Linked DNA regions of Homo sapiens: regions 2 and 3 are each linked to region 1. The links are chromatin contacts, found by Hi-C or POLR2A ChIA-PET in ENCODE. All regions are on one chromosome and are shown on one strand. Each heading gives the region's core, a stretch centred on a gene start or an enhancer-like site at or near the end of the contact. The rest is flanking DNA. Distances are from core to core; before and after follow the strand shown.

Evidence for each region. A loop is a pair of places that touch in the nucleus more often than their neighbours do. ChIA-PET counts read pairs that join two places held with the same protein, here RNA polymerase II (POLR2A). Pooled maps may share reads with other maps.
Region 2: a loop to region 1 is called in a pooled map, with 16 times the contacts of the local background. The contact joins the promoter of YY1AP1 here to the promoter of LTAP1 in region 1. A Hi-C loop is called at or near these places in 6 of 50 pooled maps. POLR2A ChIA-PET finds 5 or more read pairs at or near these places in 2 of 52 experiments (naive thymus-derived CD4-positive, alpha-beta T cell and naive thymus-derived CD8-positive, alpha-beta T cell).
Region 3: a loop to region 1 is called in a map of CD4-positive, alpha-beta T cell, with 32 times the contacts of the local background. The contact joins the promoter of GON4L here to the promoter of LTAP1 in region 1. A Hi-C loop is called at or near these places in 3 of 168 maps with a recorded cell type or tissue (CD4-positive, alpha-beta T cell and CD8-positive, alpha-beta T cell), 2 of 37 single-sample maps with no recorded cell type and 11 of 50 pooled maps.

What each region holds. Positions count from the first base shown.
Region 1 is chr1:154,218,508-154,222,557 of GRCh38, forward strand. LTAP1 (lipid transport auxiliary protein 1) reads right to left here and starts at 2,083. Exons shown (of 7, transcript NM_001098616.3): 1 at 1,835-2,083; 2 at 1,329-1,430. The coding sequence starts at 1,900. It overlaps UBAP2L (ubiquitin associated protein 2 like), which reads left to right and starts at 2,448. Exons shown (of 27, transcript NM_014847.4): 1 at 2,448-2,468. RefSeq lists enhancers at 1,456-2,203, 1,782-2,221, 2,204-2,951 and silencers at 1,542-1,611, 2,472-2,621.
Region 2 is chr1:155,686,902-155,691,166 of GRCh38, forward strand. It overlaps YY1AP1 (YY1 associated protein 1), which reads right to left and starts at 1,873. Exons shown (of 11, transcript NM_139119.3): 1 at 1,758-1,873; 2 at 1,170-1,300. DAP3 (death associated protein 3) reads left to right here and starts at 2,190. Exons shown (of 13, transcript NM_004632.4): 1 at 2,190-2,273. It also overlaps the pseudogene LOC124904430. RefSeq lists enhancers at 1,279-1,913, 2,289-2,338 and a silencer at 1,749-1,798.
Region 3 is chr1:155,855,964-155,860,420 of GRCh38, forward strand. It overlaps GON4L (gon-4 like), which reads right to left and starts at 1,251. Exons shown (of 32, transcript NM_001282860.2): 1 at 1,184-1,251. SYT11 (synaptotagmin 11) reads left to right here and starts at 3,604. Exons shown (of 4, transcript NM_152280.5): 1 at 3,604-3,832. The coding sequence starts at 3,799. RefSeq lists enhancers at 1,131-1,330, 1,617-2,204, 3,445-3,554, 3,745-3,844.

The sequences.
Region 1 (4,050 bases), core at 833-3,332:
TCATGTACTATGTCAGCAAAGAACAAAGAGGGGAAGGTTAATAGCACTTGTTAATGAAAGTACAGTGCTCTAGGAGTTGAGGGAGTCATGAGCTCTAGCTCTACAACTAACCTGTTTTTCATTCAGCAACAAATTACAGAGTACCTGCTATGTGTAGGCCCTGGCACTAACCTGTTTTTCATTCAACAAGAAATTACTGAGTACCTACTATGTGTAGGTCCTGGCTTTATAGTCGTGAACAAAACTGGCATGGTGCCTGCATTCTTGAAGCTTACGGTCTAGCGGAAGAGAGAGGCATGTTTTAAACAAATGGACAAACATAAAAATTATGGTAAATGCTATGAAGGAAAAATCAGGGTACCATGTGAAAATAAAGAGAGGGGGAACCTACTTTAAAATAGGTAATAAGCATTCCTTTTTTGGAAGTAACATTTAAGCTAAGATCAAAAGAATGAATGAGCTAGCCAATTGAAGACCATTCCAGATCACAGGAGCAAAAAGGGTGGAAAATTCAGCCAGTGGAGCTGGGTCCCAGTGATCTGGGGAGAGCCACACAAAAGGGGGTTGGTAAGGGAAGCAGGTGTCTTTTACTTAGAAGCGAAAGACTAAAGAAGCAGAATGAGAGTGGCAGTGGGATAGCAATAATTCTGATTCACAAATGTTGGGTTTGAGATGTCTACTACAAATCTAAGTGGAAATGTCAGGTAATCAGTTGGCAATATATGTAAGGAACTCAGGAAAGAGTTCTAGGATAGAGATAAAATTTCATCTGTAGCTAAAGCCAAGGAAAGGAAGACAGTCACCTAAGGAGAAAGTACAGACAAAGATAAAAGACCACTGGGTTATTCACTTCCTATACGTCTTCTGGTAAACTGCCTCCTTTTCTTGGGCTTCTTGGTAACATGAATGGTGGAATTAGATGATTTATGGAGCTCCTCTTAAGTCTAAAATTATGTAAAGGTAACCCTTCTCATTGCTCTTGGGTTAACCTTAATGATCTCAACCCCATCCTAATCAAACAAAAAACACTGGGTAGTTTAAGATGAGCTGGGAAATATTTTACTACAAACAGTTGGGAACTTCGACCCAAGCCCTTCATTCTGCAGATACAAAAACAGAAGTTCCAGGATGAGCCACATGCTTGCCACAGCACTGAGCAGGTAAGCCAAGTTCCAAAGCGCACAGTGCCTGCTCAACTTAGTAAGTACAAGGACAAGTGCACGCAAAGAAACATGAGAATTAAAGTCATCACTAAAGGCAGAGGAAATCTCATTCTTGACCCTAAAAGATCTGGAGAAGTATGTTTAACTTGTGCCCTAAGGACCTACCTTGGGGGCATTGTGTCCCACAGGGACATGAGGTCCCCTTCGAGATTTCATTGCAAAGCGCATGATTTGCCTCTTCACAAAAATAAATAGCAGTACAAACACCTGTCCAAAAAGATGTAAAAATCCTTTAATAAAAAGTCAGTTTTGTTTTGTTTTTTTTTTAAAAAAGCATGCCTTCATTCCAAATCCCCAGATTCCGGCTCTCAGGAATGTTTCAGGGTAAAACTTGGGGCAAAGCAAGGCCGTTATGATGGGGGTGGATCTAAGAAGCCAGCAGCAGGGAGGCGTGGGGTCTGTGCTCTAGCGTTAAAGGGAGGGTTCTAGACTAACGAGGGCGGGTCGGCCCGACTAAGTGACTTAAACTCCCACCTACTCCTGGAATAAGGAGTCAAAGCCCGGATAGGCGCAGGTGAGTGGGTGGAGAATGCAGACGGGGTACAGCTCAAAAGGAGGGTCTCTACTGGGTAAGATGCGACAGCAGGAATGGGGTGGGGTAATCTCCTCACCAGGCTCCCGTAGGCCATCACCAGCACGACATTCACCCCGGAGAGCCAGTTACTGCCGGACGCCATGGCCTCCCTACCTCGCGCAGAATTGTTCGGGTTTACCCCGCTGTCCTGGCTGGTCAGCCCAGGCTCCGCCGAAGCGACGGCGCCTGGGTCCCCTGGAGCTCCCCGGCCATTTCCTTACGGGGGAAGACCAAGCCAGACCCGGCCTGAAAACATGGCGGACAGGCAGGAGAGCTGGGAAAGGAGAACGACGCCTTCCAGCTTCCCCCTGACACGTGACTCAGGCAGGCAATGGCACCCAGGAGCGTCGAGCGCTCAGACGCGGAACTACGACAGTAAGAGGAAGCGGCGGCCATCCGTGCGTCACGTGGTGGAGGCAGGGCCGCCGTGAAGGAGGCGGGGTGGACTCGCGGAGCCGGAAAGAGGTGTCTCGTGGCGAGGCGGCACGCGCACGCTTGCGTGCGCGCCCCTTTTAGCGTCACGCGCTGAGGGACGCAGGAAGGCAAGTGGGCGGGGGAAGGCGCGAGAGCGAGCGCGAGAGGGAAAAGGAGGGAGGGGGTGGGGAAGAGGGAATCTTATATCACGTGACAGGGGCGGCGCGGCCCGGGGTGTCAGTGTGGAGGAGACTGAGGTAAAGTTGGGAGCGCAGCGGCGTTGGCGGCGGCGGCGGCGGCAGCGGCAGCGCGGCGGGGCCGGGTATTGTCCGCGGCCCCTTTAAATCCGCGATCCCCCTTTTACCCTCCCTCTTTTCTCCCCTGCCCCCGCCGTATCCCCTCCCTCGGTAGGCCCCCCCACACCGTGTGTTCCCCCACTGTACACCCCCCCCCGAGTCATGCGAGCCCTGGCGCCCCCCACCTCGAGTCGGCCCCCGGAGGTTTTGTTTATGGTTGGGTTCGCGGCCTAGTGGGCCGCGCCAGAGCCGGGGCCTCGATTTGGGAGCGTGGCCGGGGCGGGGCTTGGAGCAGCCGTAGGAAGGGGGGGCCATGCGGCTAGAGCCTGAGAGGGGAGAGCGAGAAAGAGCGCGAGCGAGCGAGGCCTGGGCCTTGCCTGAGGTAGGGCTCTCTCTTCACCCCGGCCGGTGCCTGCGGAGGAGAGGGCCTCCTCCCTTTCCACCCACTGCGGGCCTCCTCTGATCCGGATCCGGCCTGGTTTGGGGGTGGCGTGGGGGAGGGAGGGCGATGGGGTGGAGCTCCCCCAAACTCCCCCATGTGGCCCTCAGTTTGGTGTGCGAAGGATTAATTTGTTCCGGCTGGGAGGTAGGGAGGAGATTGGCCCCGTGGGCTCTCGATGTGGCGCTGAGGGGGGTGAGCCTCCCATCCTCCACCCGTGGGCTTGCGTCCCCTCTCCGTTTCCAGGCTCTTTGTCAGCTCCTCTTATTACCCTCCCTTCTTTCTCACCAACCCAGTTCTTGGAATATGTTTTTGCTGCTGTCTTTAGCTTCCTGTTTATACTGTAGTTTGGGTACCCCAAACAATTGTGTTATTTGGGAAGCTGGACATGGAGGCCCCCATAGGGTGTATTTACGCTTAAGGGACGTCACTAGAGCACTGGGGTATTTGTTCACTCTTCTCATAATGGTACAGGAATGCCCAGTTTCTTCAAACCCTTAACCTTGTGGACAGCCCTTAAATTGCTTTGCAAACTGATGTCACAAACTGGAGACTGCTCCTTTTCCACCATTCTTGAAATGTAGCCACCTCTGGTGTAGGATGTTGTGGAAAGAAAAACACCACAGTAACAGGCGTTTTTGTTATTATTGTTAACGTTTTTGCCTTTGACTCTCCCTGATTATTAAATGGAGAAATCCTTTTTTTTTGTCTTCTCTCCCATCCTACCTTCCTCCGCCGCATATCCTGTTTTGGGGATACCTGATGTGACTTGCTGGGAGGTGATGGACATTACTAGTAACCAGCGTTTCTAGAGAATTAAAACATTTTGGCTGTGTATCAGTTGATAAAACTGCTTTGAGATCTGTCTCCATTGTACTTAAAGATTAGACTATCCCAATGATTACAGAGAATTAAAACATTTTGGCTGTGTATCAGTTGATAAAACTGCTTTGAGATCTGACACCATTGTCCTTAAAGATTAGACTATCTCAATGATTGTTTCCTTTGTGAATGGGAAATATTGCTGGCACATAAACTAGTGATGAAAGGCCTAAAAATGTCCTGTTTTGTTTTTCATCTTTAAAGCTCCTCCTTGCTATGTCC
Region 2 (4,265 bases), core at 623-3,122, 1.5 Mb after region 1:
GCCGACAAAGACTTCCTGAGGCACCATGGTATGCTGAATATACTGCTGCAGTAGTAGTGAAAATATGGGAGTTACAGTTCCAACTTTGTCACCAATTTAACATGCGGCCTTGGAGAAGTTCTCTCCTTATGCCTAAATTTCCTATTTTGTAAAATGGAAGAAAGCATCCTACCATTTTCACAGAGATTCAGTATCACAAAGAAACTGAAAGAGCTTTCTTATTGTATTGTAAACTATTACTATAAACCCGCGACAACAAATAAGGCCACCCATTCTTTACAGCTTTGTAGCAATGATTCTGTTAAAGATATTTTGGCCCTTCACATTTACACAACTCACTCTAACCAAAGGCACAAACTATTCTTAAGACCACAACTGGCTATGCCAAGTTTCTCCCCTCCCTGACCTCACAGACACATGCTGTACAGAACACTACCATTGCCGCTCTTTCCCAACAAGTAACTAGGGGCTCCCAATCCCTAAAATACACACACATATCAACCTGCAAGGAACCTCCCAACATTTATTCAAGAAATAAGCTAACTTATAAGGGGAACTCCATTACACTTACACAAATAAAGGCAAACTCTTACGGAAACACTTGCCATCCTCACATACACACACCAACACAGCCGCTACACACCAACAGACCATCTGTCTGCTAGACCAAAAACATCTCTTTCCATGTACAAACTAACCAGTGACATTTATTAAACGTACAACACTGAGATCATCCTGTCGTTCCCACATACCGTTCAACGCGGCAGGGACACCACAGACCTTGTCACACAGGTAAAATCCCCTCTCAAGATCGTGTCCTCGACCACTCTTATCCCTTAATTAAACACACACAAACTGGACTATGGGGGAGGCTCCGATCATGCCTACAAACACAAACTAACCTGTCAGGGGCACAGCCGACTCCGCCTCCACTCGCTTACTTCCCAGCCCCCTCCGGGAGTCTGCCTGTCAGGGACACCCCTTCACCCCGCCTGGAGGGACTTCCCGGTAGGCTCAGGATCCCCCTCCCTGCTCTCCCCTCCCCCATCTTCACCACTGCTCTCCCAGAGGTCCAGGTCCGGGAGATGACAGTGGCTCCCAGAAAGCCCAGGATTCAATCGCTGAGAGAGTGCTTAGGCCCGAATGCCGGCCCAAATCGTTCTACTCACCGTGTCGGAGGCCGAGAGCGATGAGAGTACAGGGAAGTGAGGAAGAGGGGGTGGCCGCCAGGCTCCTCCGCTTCCCTGGGTCCACCGCGGATCCCTCCCGCTTGTCAGGAGGCGGCCAGCGGGTAAGCCGACTGGCGGAAATGCGAGAGAGGAGAAGGGAAAGGTGGAGGGCTAAAGGGGCAAACTGAGAGGAGGCGGATCCCGCAACCGACACTGGGATCGTTTCCCCTCGCAAAGCGAACCCAAAATGGCGGCGGCAGCGGCGGCAGCAGAGTGGCCGCGGCAGCTCCTCCAGAGGGAGGGAGCTAAGGGCGCCTAGCGACACCCCCAACCTCCCACTCCTCCCTCCTCGCGTTCTTCCCCACGGTCCCCCGCTTCGCCCGACTCCGGCCATGTAGCGCGCACGTCAGCCCGCACGCGTACGAGTGTCTACGGGCTCGTCGCTGGCTGCTCCCACCAACCACCACCTTCGGCCGTCCTGCGAGCCAGCCATCCCGTACGCGCTCACCCACGGGAACCTCCTCGCCCAGTTCTCCACTCCCCCTCAGACCCTGTCAAGCCGGCTCCAGCGCAGGCCCTCACGCGTACCTTCAGCGGCGCGAGCCCAAGCCTTCTCCACCTCCTCTTCTCTCCTCCCCCTCCCTCCCCGCCCGCACGGCCACCAACCGCCGCCAAAGCAGCCGCCGCCAGCACCCCCACCCTACACTCCTCGCGCGTGCGCCTCCCACAGTCCCCACCGCGGGACTGTTCCATTCCTGGCGGCTGCAGGGGCAGGAGAGGAAGGGACCGGCAAAGCGAGTCTGGCTTGCCGTTTGACTGGAATTGCCAGGGTGGCCGGCCGAGTCCCATGACAACCTACCTCCCTGGGTTCGTCGCCGCGGCGCTGCGGCTCGCCTCCTCCTCCATGGGACCGCGGCGAGGGGATCGAGGGCGGCCTAGCGCCCCTCTGCCGGCCGGTGGTTGGAGGCCGCGGCGGCTGCGCGTTGAGTCGTTTCCTGCCGGATGACCCGACCCTTTTTTGCAGTCTCAGGACGGGCGCTTTGGAGCCGGCCCCAGGCAGCGTGTGTCGGTCGCCTAGTCTGGAGAACTAGTCCTCGACTCACGGTGAGGGAATGGACCGACACGGGTATTGTACCGCTGAGGGAAAGGAGCGGGACTCCGGACCTCCAGGAGGTAGGGAGTGAGGCCGGTAGACCGGCGCGCCTCCGGGGGGGATTCCTCCCGGGCGTTGAGTTGCCAACCTGGGACCCGAGGAAGTTCGGCGTGGTGGTGTGCTTTTTGTTGTTGTTAACCCTCCTCGGATTTCTCGAATTTCACACCACTGTCCATATGCGATGATGTTTGTTTGCCCTTGACGCACTTACTCATGGATGGTACTTCAGCCTCGTTAGACAGCCTGGTGATGGAGGATGAAGAAACCATGTGCTTCTCATTCAGTTCTGGACTCAGTTTCCCTTGTCTTCAGCAAGTTATTTTTGTTAGTTCCTTATCAAAAAGTGTACATAAAAATTAGGCAACTCCAAACATGCCTCCAGGGTTGGTGTGTGAAATAATAAGATAGGGCTGGGCGCGGTGGCTCACGCCTGTAATCCCAGCACTTTGGGAGGCCGAGGCAGGTGGATGACAAGGTGAAGAGATCGAGACAATCCTGGCCAACATGGTGAAACCCCGTCTCTACTAAAAATACAAATATTAGCCGGCCGTGGTGGCGGGCGCCTGTAGCCCCAGCTACTCGGGAGGCTGAGGCAGGAGAATTGCTTGAACCCGGGCGGCGGAAGTTGCAGTGAGCCGAGATCGCGCCACTGCACTCCAGCCTGGCGACAAAGCGAGACTCCGTCACACACACACACACACACACGAAATAATAATATATGTAAAGTGGAATTAGCTCCTAGGCATAGGGAAGGTGCAGAGTATTGCCGTGTTGTCATTTACAGTTCTGTTGATGTCGATAACGTTTGTGGGTGTAATGGGTAGTGTTCTGTCCCTCCAAGTCGTTAATAAAACAAAGCAGGCCGGGCGTCTTGTTAAATAGTTGTATCAATGACTTGATTTAGATTAATGAGGATATATTTTTCAAATTTATGCCTTTTACAAAATTTTTAAAGAGTAGGTAATGTCGGTGATAGATATAAAGAAAGGAAAAGATCTCCAGATGTGGAATCTTCTACTGGATCCTGTAACAGAAAGAAGACATTAGGCTGGGCGCAGTGGCTCACACCTGTAATCTCAGCACTTTGGGAGGCGGAGGAGGGCGCATTGCTTGAGCCTAGGAGTTCGAGACCAGCTTAGGCAACACGGTGAAACCCCATCTCTACAAAAAGACACAAAAATTAGACAGGTGTGGCACACGCTTGTAGTCTGAGCTACTTGGGAGGCTGAAGCAGGAGGATTGAGGAAGAGGTTGCAAAGTTAGCCGAGATCACGCCATCACACTGCAGCCTAGGTGACAGAGCGAGACCCTGTCTCAAAAAAAGAAAGAAGACATTAGCAGAAAAGCTGAGGAAATGCAAATAAAGTCTGCAATTTTTAAATAGTATTGTACCAGCTTTAATTTCTTAATTTTGAAAATTGTACCATGGTCATATGTATGTAACATTAAGGAAACTCTAATGAAAATTGTAAGAAAGCACTTTGTACTACCTTTGCAACTCTTCTGTAAATTTACACTTTTTTTTGTTTGTTTGCTTTGAGATAGGATCTATGTCGCCAAGGCTGGAAGGCAGTAGTGCAGTCCTGGCTCACTGCAACCTCAAGCTCCTTGGCTCAAGGGATCCTCCCACCTCAGCCATCTGAGCAACTAGGACTACAGGCACATGCCACCACATCCAGCTAATTTATTTTATTTTTTTTTTGAGACGGAGTCTCGCTCTGTCACCCAGGCTGGAGTGCAGTGGCGCGATCTCGGCTCACTGCAAGCTCCGCCTCCCGGGTTCGCGCCATTCTCCTACCTCAGCCTCCTGAGTAGCTGGGACTACAGGCACCCGCCACCACGTCCAGCTAATTTTTTGTATTTTTAGTAGAGACGGGGTTTCACCGTGTTAGCCAGGCTGGTCTCGATCTCCTGACCTCATGATCCACCTGCCTCAGCCTCCC
Region 3 (4,457 bases), core at 1-2,500, 1.6 Mb after region 1:
AGAGGGAGACTCTGTCAAAAAAAAAAAAAAAAAAAAAAAAAAAAGGCATCTTATTACCCAGGAAAACTTTACTGTCATAAATAGATCCAATAATAGAATAAGCCGCCTTGTGTTAGATCACTGGCAATGTTCAAGCGAAGCCTGAATGTCCACTTATCAGAGTACTAGATGAAAGCCTGAACTAGAGAACTGAAAAATAAAAGTTATTTGTAACTCTAAGCGTCTAAGGTTAGATTTCTCTTTCTTCTTTTCTTTCTTTCTCTCTCTCTCTCTTTCTTTCCAGAGACAAGGTCTCGCTCTGTTGCCCAGACCGGAGTGCAGTGGCAAGATCCTAGTTCACTGCAGCCTCAGACTCCTGGGCTCCAGTGACCCTCTGGCCTCGGCCTCCCGAGTAGCTAGGACTACAAGGCACTTGCCACCACCCTCAACGACTTTTTTTCTTTTTTTTTTTTTGTAGAGACGGGGTCTCGATTTGTTACCCAGGCTGGTCTCAAACTCCTGGCCTCAAGCGATCCTCCCGCCCCAGCCTCCCAAAGTGCTAGGATTAGAGGCGTGAGCCACCGCGCCCGACCTACAGTTAGTTTTAAACCTCCCTTCTGTTTCTCCAAGACATTAGGGGAGATTCTCCATCCCCTCAATCAACTGATGTAATTAAAACTCAGTAACTAAAGCTCAATAAAACATGAAGATTTCGTTGATTCCTGTGAGAGATGGTGGTGACCTTATAAGAAATAGAATGGGAGTAGCCAGGGCAGCTCTTTTATTTCACAGATAATTACTGAGATCAAAAAAAGGGGAAAAAAAGAAAAAGAAAGAAAGAAAAAGAAGGAAAGAAAGACAGCTACTTCAGCTCCAGGCACCTCAAACACAGCAGTAGCTCGACAGAATCCACTTTTTTGGGAACCCAAGTCGGACCAGCAGGGTGAATGAATGCCAATGTGGAGGCAGCCCCGGCACGGCCCTCTCCTAGGAAAACATTTTCAAAAGGGGTCCTAACCGCGCTTCCACCTCGGTGCCCAGGGCTGGCTCCAGTCCCCATTCCCAACTAGACACTGGACTTCACGCCCTTAACTTCCGCCACGCACCCAGCGCCCACCCTCAGACCCGACCTTCTCAACCTGGACATCGTTCGTCCAGGTGTCCCAGCTCCCACCTGCCTCTTCCCACCCCACCACACACAAACCTGTACCCTCACCAGCCGGCCTGATTCCACGGAAACGGCTTTGGCACCACCGGAAGTCAGCCAACAACAGCGAATTGCGTGCGCGTCCCCGAGCCTCGGAGCGCCGCGCCGCAGTGCATCAAGGAGCATGCGCCTAACACTATGCGCCATCCCATTTTAGGGCAGAGTGAAGCCACAACGTTAGTGCGTCAGTTATTGGCAAAAAAATTTAAAGGCACTACTTAGCTTTCTCTGCCCATGGAGTTATCCTACTCAAAACTGAGGTTAAGATTCAGTGGTTTAGATTAACAGCTAATTTGGGGGCCAGGCGCGGTGGCTCACGCCTGTAATCCCGGCACCTTGGGAGACGGAGGCGGGCGGATTACCTGAGGTCGGGAGTTCGAGATCACCCTGGCTAACATGGTGAAACCCCGTCTCTACTAAATATACAAAATTAGCTGGGCGTGGTGGCGCACGCCTGTAATCCCAGCTACTCCGGAGGCTGAGGCAGGAGAATCGCTTGAACCCGGGAGACGGAGGTGGCAGTGAGCCGGCATCGTGCCACTGCACTCCAACCTGAGCGACAGTGAGACTCTGTATCAAAAAAAAAAAAAGATTAACAACTAATTTTTCTCACTACGAGTCACCTGGAACACAGGACCAAGGGACTGAAGAAGTCATAAAATGCCAGAAAAAGAAGTCTCTAAATTACAAATAGTGCAGGCTCCTGATTAAAACTAAGGCACTCTTGGACTCAGGCTATAGTAATTATTCATATATGTACAATATTCTGCATTTTACAAAATGCTCTCACATTTTCTTAGGTGACTTGGTCTCCACAATAGACTGTAAGATTATTATATCATATTCCAGTTTGCACAGGACAAAGTTCTGGCTCATCTGAGTAGGTGATTTCACAACGGTACACAGACAGCTATCAAGGAGAATCAGGTATTAAGTCTCCTAACTCTAGCTAATAATGCATTGACCCAGTGTCCAGGAGGCTGCCTGGGGTGTAACAGATGTTCAATAATTCAATACGTGCTTTTTGAATGAGCGAATGAATGAATGACTTCTAAAATGATGTTATTTCCACTTTTCTAGAAAAACAATGTCTGGAATCCACGGAGATTAAAAAAATAATAAAAAACAGAATGTCAAAAGGTGGAAAAATACTTTCAACCCCCTCATTTTACAGGTAAACCACCAACACAAATTTATACATTTGAACTAATCCTATCTGTAAACAGAATCCAACGGATGAAATTATCCACAGCCAAAATGAAGGTTGAAATTTATGCAAACATGGCAGTAGTCTGACTAACCTGAATCACACCAACTCTCCCAAATACCAAGGAAGACTCCAGAAGCTCGGAGTTTCATGTGTGTTGTTCTTTGACCTACAGAATACACAGATCTTTCGGTTTGGCCTCTCTCATACGAAACCCTAAGCACTTGAGGTTCATGAAAAAAATTCAACACTGATTAACTTTGGCACTTTTCATTAGTTGTTTTTTTTTTTTTTTTTAAACAGCTTTGCATACCACAATATCCATCTGTTTTACGTGTACAACCAAATTTTTTTTTTTTTTTTTTTTTCAGACGGAGTCTTGTTCTGTTGCCCAGGCTGGAGTGCAGTGGCGCGATCTCGGTTCACTGCAACCTCCACCTCCTGGGCTCAAGCGATCCTCGTGTCTCAGCCTCCCAAGTAGCGTGTGCCACCACGCCCGGCTAATCTTTGTATTTTTAGTAGAGATGGGGGTTTCACCATGCTGGCCAGGCTGGTCTCGAACTCCTGACCTCAAGTGATCTGCCCGCCTTGGCCTCCCAAAGGTTTGGGATTACAGGCATGAGCCACCGTGCCCGGCTGTTTTTTTAAAATTAGTAAATGTTCAGAGTTGTGCAACCATCCCCAGGTTTGGTCTTTCATCAGAGTTTCTGAGGTTTAAGACAGTTTCCATCCACTGTGAAATATAAGCCAAAAAAAAAAGTTCTGTAATAACCTTTAGCGGTCTCAGAAATGCATAATGATGGCAGTCGATACTGAAATCCAGGCAGTACAGAATTTTATTTTCCCAAAATTCTGGAACTCAGGACCGAGAACATTTTGCTGCTGTATTAAAGCCCAGAAAACTGAAATCAGAGGATTTCATATAATAATCTACCTATGCTTCTTACCCTTCAGTACTTTCTCGTTTTGGAACCACAGCGCGTCAGTGGGCGCGGCCTCATTCTCGGGAAAACTCGGCGGTGGGAGGAGTCCCCTCCGGGAGAGCTTCCTGAAGGGGGCGAGGGCTGACTTCCGTAATCTTTCGGAAGAGGCGGAGTCTTCTTCCGAGGACCATTCGGAAGAGGCGGAGTCTTCTTCCGAGGACCATTCGGAAGAAGGCGGAGCCTACCTCTCATCAGGACCAGTCTGACTGCACCTGCATCCTTAGCTCAGCGCATCCCCGGAGCATCTTAAGAGCTGAGCGCAGCTGACAACTAGGGGCCGGACCGTCGCAGGAGGCGTCCGCTGGATACCTTCCCCCTTCCCTGACCTAGAGCTCTACAGCTGCTGCCTCGGTACTGACCGAGGGTTCCCAGAGCTGTCTCACCATTGCAAAAACGTTATAGCAACAGCCTCTGATTACGACATGGCTGAGATCACCAATATCCGACCTAGCTTTGGTAAGTAGACTCGGGAAAACTAAGCTTGAGGTGGTCAGAATGGTTGCAAGGCCAAGGGGGCCCAGCGGCAGGGCAGAGAATGCAGCCCAGACCAGAGCCTTCAAAATGCCAGCCCCACTAAAATCGGGCCTGTGGTGGTGGGTAGTGGGTAGTGGGCAGTTGACAGTGCATGAACTTGAGCTATGGGCTGCAGGGACTGGCAGGGCCTGAGCCACACCGAGGGTGGGGAAGTCCAGGATGCTAAAACCTTGTATGGTGCACTGTCAGCACTGCTGGAGGTGAGAAACAGCAAGCGTGCGGAGGATGTGAACCCCTCCTTCTGGGGGAGGAGAGGTGGGGTAGGCCAAGCCCTCCCCCTTGGGGCACACAGGGCGGTGCCCCTTCCTCCCCCTCCCATTCCTAAGGGCTGCGGGGGAGGGAAGTGACAAGGGGGATGGGGCATCAAGATGGCAGCTTGGAGACTGTGGGCCGTGTGGCTGGCAGCCAGGGGAGGCGGCGGCCTCTGGGGAAAGAGGGGTGCGGGGTGGGGAGCAAAAAGGAAGCCACTCCTTAAGCCGGTCAGCTGGATGCTGGGGCTAGGAGGAAACGTGAGCCCTGCAAGCTCCATTCCGCATCGTAATGGTGG